Linked DNA regions of Homo sapiens: region 1 is linked to region 2. Evidence: chromatin loops called from intact Hi-C (ENCODE). Cell type or tissue: PC-3. All regions are shown on one strand. Links, peaks and the distances in the headings refer to the core of each region. The heading gives the core; the rest is flanking DNA.

Region 1 (5,393 bases), core at 188-5,187, 260 kb after region 2:
TTCTATGTCTTTGCTATACCGAAGAGTGCTAGAGGGAGAGGATCAGGAAAAATAACTAATGGGTACTAGGCTTAATACCTGGGTGATGAAATAATATGTACAACAAAACCCCATGACACAAGTTTACCTGTGTAACAAACCTGCACATGTAACCCTGAACTTTGAAAAAAGTATATATATGCACACACATATATATGCATACATATATATGTGTGTATATATATGCATATATGTGTGTGTGTATATATAAAAAAAAATATATATATATATATATATATAATTACCTCATTTTTCCAGAACCAACTTCCAGATGCCCTACCACATTGGTTCTTATTCTCTGAACATTCGAGACTTTGTCAGTGTCTTCCTTAAAATATGCTTCCAATAACTAAATACACCAAGACAGATGTGTGACTAGTGTCACACATAACAAAATAAAGCAGGAAGTCTTCTGAAAAATACAAATAATGTAAATTGGTGGGAGACAGTGTTTTATAAAGGGAAGAGCAGAGAGAGGCAGGCAGATATGTGATGTGAATCAAATAGTTTAACCTATCCAGGCTTTATTTTCCTTAAGTATAAAACACAGTCTTTACTAGATGATCTTTCATTGCTACTAAATGATTTTTCCGATTCCTGTATGTACCATAATCCACCCATTGCCCAAGCCCACAAGCTAGAAGTCAACCGCATTTACCACATTTGATCATCTCTCAAAGGACTATGCAGTCATCTAATAGACTTTACCACATCCATTCTTGACCTTCAAGAATCTACTCCCCAGAAAGAACCAACATGTTTTTTAAAAATGTAAATGAGACTACATTATTCTCTGGCTTAATTATCCAGTAGATTCCCATATCACTTCAATAAAATTTAAGCACTTTATCATGACCTATAAAACACTCTAAAATCTAGTCCCTGCTTACCTCTCCAAGCTCACCCCCAACCATTCTTTCCCTTGTGTTCTGACTGCAGCCCATCCAACCCAAGACCTTGGGATTTTTGCCTGGAAACTTGTTTCCCTCATCTCCTCACACTGACCCTCTTTTACTATGTCTTAGCCCAAATGCGTTATCAAAATAATCATAATGACCTGTTAGTACTCTATTCCGTTACCCTATTTTATTTTGTTCATAGCCTTTATCAATGTTTAAGATTATTTATCTATTTGTTTGCTTGCTTTGATCCTTTTCCTTCTCTGGAATCTTATACTCCTGTGAGCAGGCACCTTAGGTCCTGTTCATCACTTTATCCCCAGCAGTTCAGATAAGGCTCAGCACACAGATGCTCAGTAAATATTTGTGGAAGGGATAAATGAATGATATTTTATGTGTATTACAGTTCTAAAATTCAATAGTTTTGTATTAAATATCAGTTCTAATATGGCATTTATATGATTTTATCTTTCAAAACATTAGCAATAGATTATATTTAAATGATAAAAGAAAACTATAACTGCAGCCAAGTATTCTCAGGATTGTATTTCTCTTATATTAGCCTAAATGCAATTAATCTAGCTCATATACTTTGGGCAGCTTATATATATTCTGTTAATTTCTAACCTTTTCCAGGTATAAAAATCCACATCAATGGACTGTTAGTTTTGGAACAAAAATCAACCCTCCCTTAATGAAAAGAAATGTCAGAAGATTTATTATCCATGAGAAGTACCGCTCTGCAGCAAGAGAGTACGACATTGCTGTTGTGCAGGTCTCTTCCAGAGTCACCTTTTCGGATGACATACGCCAGATTTGTTTGCCAGAAGCCTCTGCATCCTTCCAACCAAATTTGACTGTCCACATCACAGGATTTGGAGCACTTTACTATGGTGGTGGGTATCTCAGGATAGCTAACAGAGCGCTAAGCCCTGTCTAAGGCAATGTGATTTCATCTCCATCAATATTATCCTGACAGCCATTTCCACACAGTCTGGTTGGATTAGTTAGGGTTCTTACTTTGTGTGACAGAAATTCAATTCACATTAACCAGTGCAGAATAAAAAACAAAGAAACAAAAACTTCCACAAATTTGGCTCATGTAATTTGGAAGTCAAAAAAGTGTAGTAAGTTTCACTTCAGACACAGGGGTTTATATGATGTCATCTGGCTCTGTGTCTCTGAATTTGAATTTTTTGCCCCTTCTTTTCTCTATATTGTCTTCATTCAGAGGGATGCTAGCTTCACCTAGTGTCAGAGGTGGCTAACAACACCTCAACACATCATCCTCAACAAAGAAAAAATACATAGAAAGGAATATTTATTTCTTTTCTTTGCCAGAATTCACATTAATTTCTATTGTTCCAGCTGTGTCTAGGAGGACTCAGATTGAGTGGCTAACTCAAATATTCTTTATGCCTATGTAGCAAAATTTGCTTCAGTACTGAAGAAGCTAATTTAAGTGTGATGGTGAATAAGAATAGTGTAGAGATAAATTGTCAAACTATTTGTCCCCTCTAAAAGTATTCAACTTGATATACTAACTTAGTCTTGTAAGAAATAATGATGATTTAGTTACTGAATGTTCTAGGCAATCTTAGTGAGACACGCTCTGGATTCTACCATGTGGTCCAGGTACATATGTATAACAAAAGCTAGAGAGTTTCTTTAACACTGGGCTTGAGAAAATGCAAAAGGGCTTTCTGAGAATGACTAAATCTATTTGCAGGATTCTATACAATTTATTTACATACAAGAAATTATAAAGAATAAGCTTTTGATTCTCAGTCTACCATTAAGGAACTAGGAATAACCTTTCACTCACATAGGCAGGAATCGGTTTTAGGGTCTCTAGATTTTTTCCAGATGTCCCATGTGGTTTTGTTTTATCTTATACAGAGTGAGACATGCATTGCTTTCTTTAAGGTTGTATTACCAATCACAGAAAATATTACCTATGGTTTATTAATTCTAGTAGATCTAGTGCTGCTGTAAGCCTGACACCTCCCTAGGTCTGCACTCTCTTGGATGGATTTTCTCTGAAGATAGGGCTTGCATTCTCTGCTTCATAGTGGTGGGAAAGACATCACAAATCCCCTTTGGCTTGGTGGGAAAAATCACTTTCAGGAGTTTGAGACTGGCACAGAAACATACCTGTCATAATGCGCTGTGAGTGGCAACAGAATCTGACACTTATAGAGCACTCCACCCTACTTGAACACGGCCTCTCTTGGTGAGTGACCCACAGGTGCTTTTAATCTATTAAATAGATTAAATTAACCTATCATTCTTAATCTGTTAAGTACATTAATAGATTAAAAGCAGCCATTCGTTACTCACCAAGAGAGGCTATATTCAAGTCTGTAAAGCAAACCTTAAGAAGTTTTTTAAAATTGAAATTGTACAAAGTATATTCTCTGATCATAATGGAATCTAACTAGACATCAGTAACAGAAAGATAACATAAAAATCCCCAAATGCTTACCAATTAAAAAACATATGTAAATAAAGAGAATATCTCGAAGAAATTTGTAAAAACAAATAGAACTAAATGAAAACAAAAATATATAAATATATGCCAGATGCTGCTAAAATAGTGTAGAAAGGGAAATTTATAGAAAATGCATATTATAAGGAAAGATATCAAATCAATAATTAAGTTCTCACTTCAAGAAACTAGAAAAATAAAAAATAAACCTAAAACAAACATAAGGAAGGAAATAATAAGAATAAGAATAGAAATGAATAAAATTAAAAATAAACTATAGAAAATTGATAAATAAAAAGCTGATTATTTGATAAAATCAATATTTTGCTAGAAATGTCATTAAGCATTTTTACAGAAGATGAGATATAGCTCAGGGATGTCCAGAATTTATGGGCTATGCTTTTCATGACTTGGAATACATTTTACCAACCAGTTTAGTTTGCTGAAGAAGTTGTGGATTTGCACTGTCACCTACTTACAATACTTAGATTGTCAGTTTCACCTTACTCTTCTCACCATTATTTTATTTTTATTTTTATTTTTATTTTTATTTTGAAACAGAGTCTCGCTCTGTCTCCCAGGCTGGAGTGCAGTGGCGTGATCTCGGCTCACTGCAAACTCCGCCTCCCGGGTTCACGCCATTCTCCTGCCTCAGCCTCCCGAGTAGCTGGGACTGCAGGCGCCCACCACCATGCCCGGCTAATTGTTTTGTAGTTTTAGTAAAGAAGGGGTTTCACCGTGTTAGCCAGGATGGTTTTGATCTCCTGACCTCGTGATCCACCTGCCTCGGCCTCCCAAAGTGCTGGGATTACAGGCGTGAGCCACCGCGCGCCAGGCCATGAATGTTTTTAATTGATGATATAGTAGGCAATATAAATGTGTGTGTGTGTGTGTGTGTGTGTGTGTGTATAATATATATAAACCAATTGTATTCAAATAACAGAATAATTTGAAAAATCTCTTAGCATATTTCTGAGTTACACACTTAAATCTTCCGAGCACTTTTAAATATGTGTTTACAAACATTTCTTCAGAAATAAATCTTGGAAATCGTCTTCTAAAGAAACTGGTGTATTAGGGTTTTTTCAAATGTACTTAGTTTTTTTTTTAATTGATGTATAAAATTGCATGTACTTACCATGTGCAACATAATGTGTTGAAGTATAGTATATGTACACTGTGAGTGTTAAATCTAGTTAACTAAGAAGCGTCTTATTTTACATAATTATCATTTTTGTGGCAAGAACACTTAATATCTACTCTTGTAGCGTTTCTCAAGAATACGATATATCAACAGTAGGCAACCAGAAGCTGGGGGTCTTTACAGGGGAAGGAGTTAGGGAGATGCTGGTCAACAAATTCATATTTGCAGTTAGGAAGAAAAAGTTCAAGAGATCTCTCATCCATCATGGTGACTATAGCTGATGATATATCGTATTCTTGTATTAGTTTTTTATAAATGTGTAACAAATAATCACAAACAGTTAAAACAGCACTCATTTATTTTTATCTCACTGTTTTCATGAGTCAGACGTTCAGACACAGCTTAGTTGAGTCCTCTTCTCAGGGTCTCACCAAACTGTAATCAAGGTGTCAGCTGGGGTTGTGGCCACATCTGTGGCTCCTTTGAAGGTCTCCTCAAGGTTTGCTGGCAGAATTCCTTTACTCGCAGCTGTAGAATGCATGCCAGCTTGCTGCTTTAACTCTTTAGGAAAGTGTCTCAACTCCAGCAAGGCTCGCCCTTTTTGAAATGGCTCAGCTGATTAGGTCAGGCCCACCTTTGATAATCTCCTTTTGATGAATTCAAAGTCAAACTCATTAGAGGTCTTAATCGCATCTGTAAAATTCCCTCATCTTGGCCATATAACATAACCTAATCATGAGAATGGCATCCCTCATATTCACAGATCCTGCCCATATTTGGGAGGAGGGGAATCACACAGGAATCTTGGGGACTATCCTAGAAT
Region 2 (5,393 bases), core at 306-5,305:
CTGGAATAGTAAGAACTTTGGTACTTTCTCTGGAGGCAACGTTTTTTGCTTTTGTTCTTGTTGATTGAACCATATCAACAAACTTTTTACGTGTTGTTATATTGAAATCCATTAGTATATCTTGCATTTTGAATGGATATTTTATTCATGCATGATTCTGTGACATAATTTGTATGTCTTTTTGAAAATGTTGGTTAACTGAGTGATATGGTTTGGCTCTGTGTCCCCACCCAAATCTCATCTTGAATGGTAATTGCCATGTGTCAGAGGAGGGGCCTGGTGGGAAACGATTGGATCATGGAGGTTGTTTCCCCCATGCTGTTCTTGTGATAGTGAGTGAGTTCTTATGAGAGCCGACGGTTTAAAAGTGTGTGGCTTCCTTCGCTGTCTCTCTCCTGACGCCATGTAAGATGTGTCTGGCTTCCCCTTCGCCTTCCACCATGAATGTTGTTTCCTGAGGCCTCCCCAACCATATGGAACTGTGAGTCAATTAAATCTCCTTTCTTTATAAATCACCAGGTCTCAGGTATGTCTTTACAGCAGTGTGAGAACAGACAACTACACTGAGTTAAGTAAATATTCCAAATGTTGACACCTTTCATTGTACTGTGTCACAAAGTCATGTTCATTAATATCACTGATCACATTATAAAATCTTTTAAGTATTATGGGGATGTCAGGTTCACGGTAGCACAAATAAGTTTACCAAAATTCTAATTTTCTTAATAAATCTCATATTTCATAATTAGCAACAAATAGTCATTTTCTGAAAATATCTGCCACATGCAGATTCTAAATATATTAAATACTGATTCTGATTCTAATAGGTTTTCAGTCACTCTTAGCAAATAAAATGTTGTTCCACGGTAAAAATGATGCATTCACCTTGCAAATCATAAAATTACTTCAGTGCTTTTACTCAAGATTGCCATTCAATTCAATTATGCAGCAACCATGCTTATGTCTACCTCTCTTTTGTCATTCATAACAAAGACATGTATGTACTCAATTTCAAAAGGCAATGCAATTTATAATCTTTAATGTTTCATCCAGGGCATTCTTAAATAAAGTTGGATTTTTTTTTTTACTGCAAATGTATGGCAGTGAAAAATACAATGATGCAATGACTCCTGGTACAGTTTGTTGCCTTTACCTTGATTTGCTAAAAGTCCCAGCCTTTTTTGCCACTAATCTATTTTCACTGTTAGTTTGATTTCACAGACTTCCTGAAAAAGCCTCAGAGACCCTTAGGGGTCTGCAGAAAACACTCTGAAAACTGCTGATCTATTCTAATTATTCTAATAATTATTCTAAAGAAAAGTTTATATAACTAATACCTACAAAATAATTTCATCAATCCATAAATATCCAAGAACTGTTCATTTATATACTTATGGTACTACAGAAGCATATGGGACAGACAGCTAACCCAGAATGAGGGGTGGGGGCAATCAAAAGTTTATCAAGTAAACGCCCCTGAGATGAGTCCTGTGGGATGAATAAGAGGAAGCTCAAGAAAAACTTCTTGGTGAAGGGATGGAGGTGCTTGGGAAGGGCACCCAAAGCAGAGAAAACAACATTGTCAAACACTGTGACTGAATATACTATCATGTATTAGTCAGGATAGGCTAGATTTTACTGTGGCTCCATACACTTAAATCTCCATAGCTTAGCACACCAAAATTTACTTCTCACTCATAGGTATTGACAGTAGGATGACTCTCCCAGGCTGCTGGATTAGCAATGCAGGCTGCTTTCATCTTGTGGCTATGCCGTGTGAACATTTGCCTTCACAATCCTAATCACAGAGCAAGAGAATGCTGCTAATAGACCCACTAACAGAATGAAAATATATCCACTAATGCTCCTAGATCATTTGCCAAAACTTGTTAAATGGCCCCTTTTAACTTTAAGGAGGCTGAGAAACATGAGACAGAACATGTATATTTGGAGATACAGAAGTTTCTCTGGCCTAATTTGTTGAAAAAGACCGCTGGCACTAATTTCTACTGTAGCAAAGAACAAATAGTTTTCACAGAGTAAACAGTAGAGGGCTCTGGGAATAAACTAGAATGATGACTAGTAGGCAACAGTGCAGTTCCAGATCAAAGAGGAGTAGAAGTAGAGCCTGGAAGGTTCTGACAAGCAAGAGATGCTTTCTGGTGTAATGATCAAAAGCTCTGTGCTAGTATTGAAGAAGTTTTATCTTTAATTGGGTAGAAAAGGGAAAAGGAAACAAGTACAATGTTGGGATGAGAATTCTTTAAAATTGCACAGATTTATAAGTCATCATGCAAAGAAAAAAGTTACGTAAAACTGCTCTGTAGTTTGTCTCTGCTATATAAAACACGAGTAGAAAAAAAGACTAGAAAAAATATAGGACACCAGAGTGTTTTTTTTAAACAGAGTTTATTCTAGTGATATTATGAATGATTTCTGGAGTCTGTCTTATATTTTCCATAATGAGCATGGTTACTTTATAACCAAAAGGAAAAAAAATTCATTAACCTTTGTTTAAAGAAATTTCAATTTAAATGAGATATTTTCAATAAATCATTAGTCATTAAATATTGATGAGATATTTATGAATATGGTGAACATATTTTCCCAGCCTAAATTGGGACATTTAGCTTGATATAAATGAATTGAAAATTTTGCATCGAACAGTCTTGGAAAATCATATGGTTGCGTAGTCATAAATAACTGAAATCCTATAATTATGTTTCTTTAAGCTCAAATGGGACATAATTGTATATGACAGATTTATCATTTATTTTTGCTTTCCATAAATGTGTTAATGAAATTTGTTAAGCTAGTTTTTATAAACGGAATTGCATTTTAAATTACCAGAATAACTTGATGTTTAAATACATTCACTATTTTGAGTTTTTTTTTATGTAAAATATATATGCACATATATACTTGCTTAAAGGATAAAAAGACATTAATTACTGTCTCTGACATCTCAACTTCTGTTTTTTTCTTTTCTGCGAGAACACCCCTATGTTCTATCACTTTTCCCAGCAGAGGGCACTACAACCCAAGTATCAGGCTTCTCATGTTTCCCCTAAATGTCAAACGTAACATTGTTAACTTGAGAAGTCTCATAAATGAGCAAAATACAATCCCAGCAGGAGACAGAAGAATAGACAAAGTGAAAACCTACCCCCCCCATCCTTATTTCTGGCAAATACAAAATATAAACCGTGATTCCATTAAAAAAAAAAACTCATTCTTGCAAAGGACAGTAACAAGTTCCATGATAAATAAAGATGTATTTAAGTAATAGATTCTGCTCTAAAAACCACATAACCAAGTGGAAAGTACCAGTACACAGCAAATGCAATGCAGGGTAATTATAATAACTGCCAGGTTTAGAACACTACACTCTGTTTTATACCTCCAGCTGCCTACTTGACCACTCCAAATAATGCAAGGCCCCCAAAACTTAATATGTCCACCCCATTTTATCATTTGACTTACATATGTGCTCCTCTTTATATGTTCACCCATTTATTTAATGGCATTACTGTTCTTGAAAATTTATTATCCCCTTTAATTTCTCCTTTTCTATCATCTTTCCCCATCAGTCCTAAGTCTTGATGGTTTCCTAACTAGTCTTGCAAGTCTTTGGTGATTTACTAATACATGAAGCATAACTTTTTATCTTTTTTTTTTCTTTGTTGAGACAGTCTCGCTCTGTTGCACAGGCTGGAGTGCAATGGTGTGATCTTGGCTTACTGCAACCTCTGCCTCCTGGGTTCAAGCAATTCTCCTGCCTCAGCCTCCCAAGTAGCTGGGAGTACAGGCATGTGCCAACATGCCCAGCTAAGAAAGATAACTTTTAAAATTTTATTTTCAAGCCCTTCGTAATCTAAATGGTATCTAAATTCCCAGTCCTGCCTATGGGTTCCTCCCTTTAGCAACACAACATGCCAATTAAAACTCTAATTTCCTTCAGAGCCCAGCTCAAATTTCATATAAAAAAGACTTGGCAAAAATTATTCTCTCCTCTCCCGTTCTCTGATGACATGTCATTTGTATTTTTGTTAGAACACTGTATTAGTCGTTTTCACACTGTTGATAAAAACATACCTGATTCTGGGCAATTTACAAAACAAAGAGGTTTAATTGGACTTAAAGTTCCACATGGCTGGGGAAGTCTCACAATCCTGGTGGACAGCAAGGAGGAGCAAGTCACATCTTACATGGATGGCAGCCAGCAAAGAGAGCTTGTGCAGAGAAATTTCCCTTTTTAAAACCATCAGCTCTTGTGAGACTTATTTGCTATCATGAGAACAGCATGGGAAAGACCTGCCCCCATGATTCAATTACCTCTTACTGGGTCCCTCTCACAACACTTGGAAATTCAAGATGAGATTTGGGCAGGGACACAGTCAAACCATATCATTCCACGCTGGCCCCTCACAAATCTCATGTCTTCACATTTTAAAGCCAATCATGCCTTCCCAACAGTCCCCCAAAGTCTTAACTCATTTCAGCAGTAACTCAAACATCCATAGTCCAAAGTCTCATCTGAGACAAAGCAAGTCCGTTCCACCTATGAGCCTGGAAAATCAAAAGCAGGTTAGTTACTTCCTAGAAACAAAGGGGGTACAGGCATTGGGTAAATACAGCCGTTCCAAATGGGAGAAATTGGCCAAAACAAAGCGGCTATAGGCCCCATGCAAGTCCAAAATCCAATGGGCAGTCAAATCTTAAAGCTCAAAAATGATCTCCTTTGACTCCATGTCTCTCATCCAGGTCATGCTGATGTAAGAGGTGGGTTCCCATGGTCTTGAGCAGCTCCATCTCTGTGGCTTTGTGGGGTACAGCCTCCCTCCCAGCTGCTTTCATGGGCTGGTGTTGAGTGTCTGCAACTTTTCCAGGCACACGGTGCAAGCTGTCAGTGGATCTAACATTCTGGGGTCGGGAGGACGGTGGCCCTCTTCTCACAGCTCCACTAGGTGGTCCCCCAGTAGGGAGTCTGTGTGGGAGTTCAGACCCCTCATTTCCCTTCTGCACTGCCCTAGCAAAGGTTCTCCATGACAGCCCTGCCCCTGCAGCAAACTTCTGCCTGGACATCCAGGCATTTCCATACATCCTCTGAGATCTAGGCCAAGGTTCCTAAACCCCAATCCTTGACTTCTGTGCACTTGCAGGCTCAACACTACATGGAAGCTGCCAAGGCTTGAGGCTTGCACCCTCTAAAGCCACAGCTGAGCTCTACATTGACCCCTTTTAGTCATGGCTAGAGCAGCTGGGATGCAGGGCACCACGTCCCTAGGTTGCACACAGCATGGGGACCTTGGGCCTGGCCCACAAAACCACTTTTTTCTCCTAGGCCTCTGGGCCTGTGATGGGAGGGGCTGCCGAGAAGACCTCTGACATGC

Evidence for each region. Peaks named below come from ENCODE experiments on the same cell type or tissue, not always from the same donor. Only the 100,000 strongest peaks of a DNase experiment are listed, where the experiment ranks them.
Region 1: it touches region 2 in a loop (16-fold over the local background); 12 of 110 quality-filtered maps call a loop at or near these places.

What each region holds. Positions count from the first base shown.
Region 1 is chr4:67,915,414-67,920,806 of GRCh38, reverse strand. It overlaps TMPRSS11A (transmembrane serine protease 11A), which reads left to right. Exons shown (of 10, transcript NM_001114387.2): 8 at 1,575-1,834. Among named protein-coding and RNA genes, the nearest start is that of TMPRSS11D, 34 kb to the right of the region's middle. In PC-3, for the core only: CTCF peaks have their summits at 1,968 and 2,167; no DNase peak of the experiment used is centred there.
Region 2 is chr4:68,173,379-68,178,771 of GRCh38, reverse strand. No RefSeq gene overlaps it. Among named protein-coding and RNA genes, the nearest start is that of TMPRSS11F, 46 kb to the right of the region's middle. In PC-3, for the core only: CTCF peaks have their summits at 2,008 (motif pointing right), 2,830 and 3,030 (motif pointing right); a DNase peak (open chromatin) is centred at 3,041.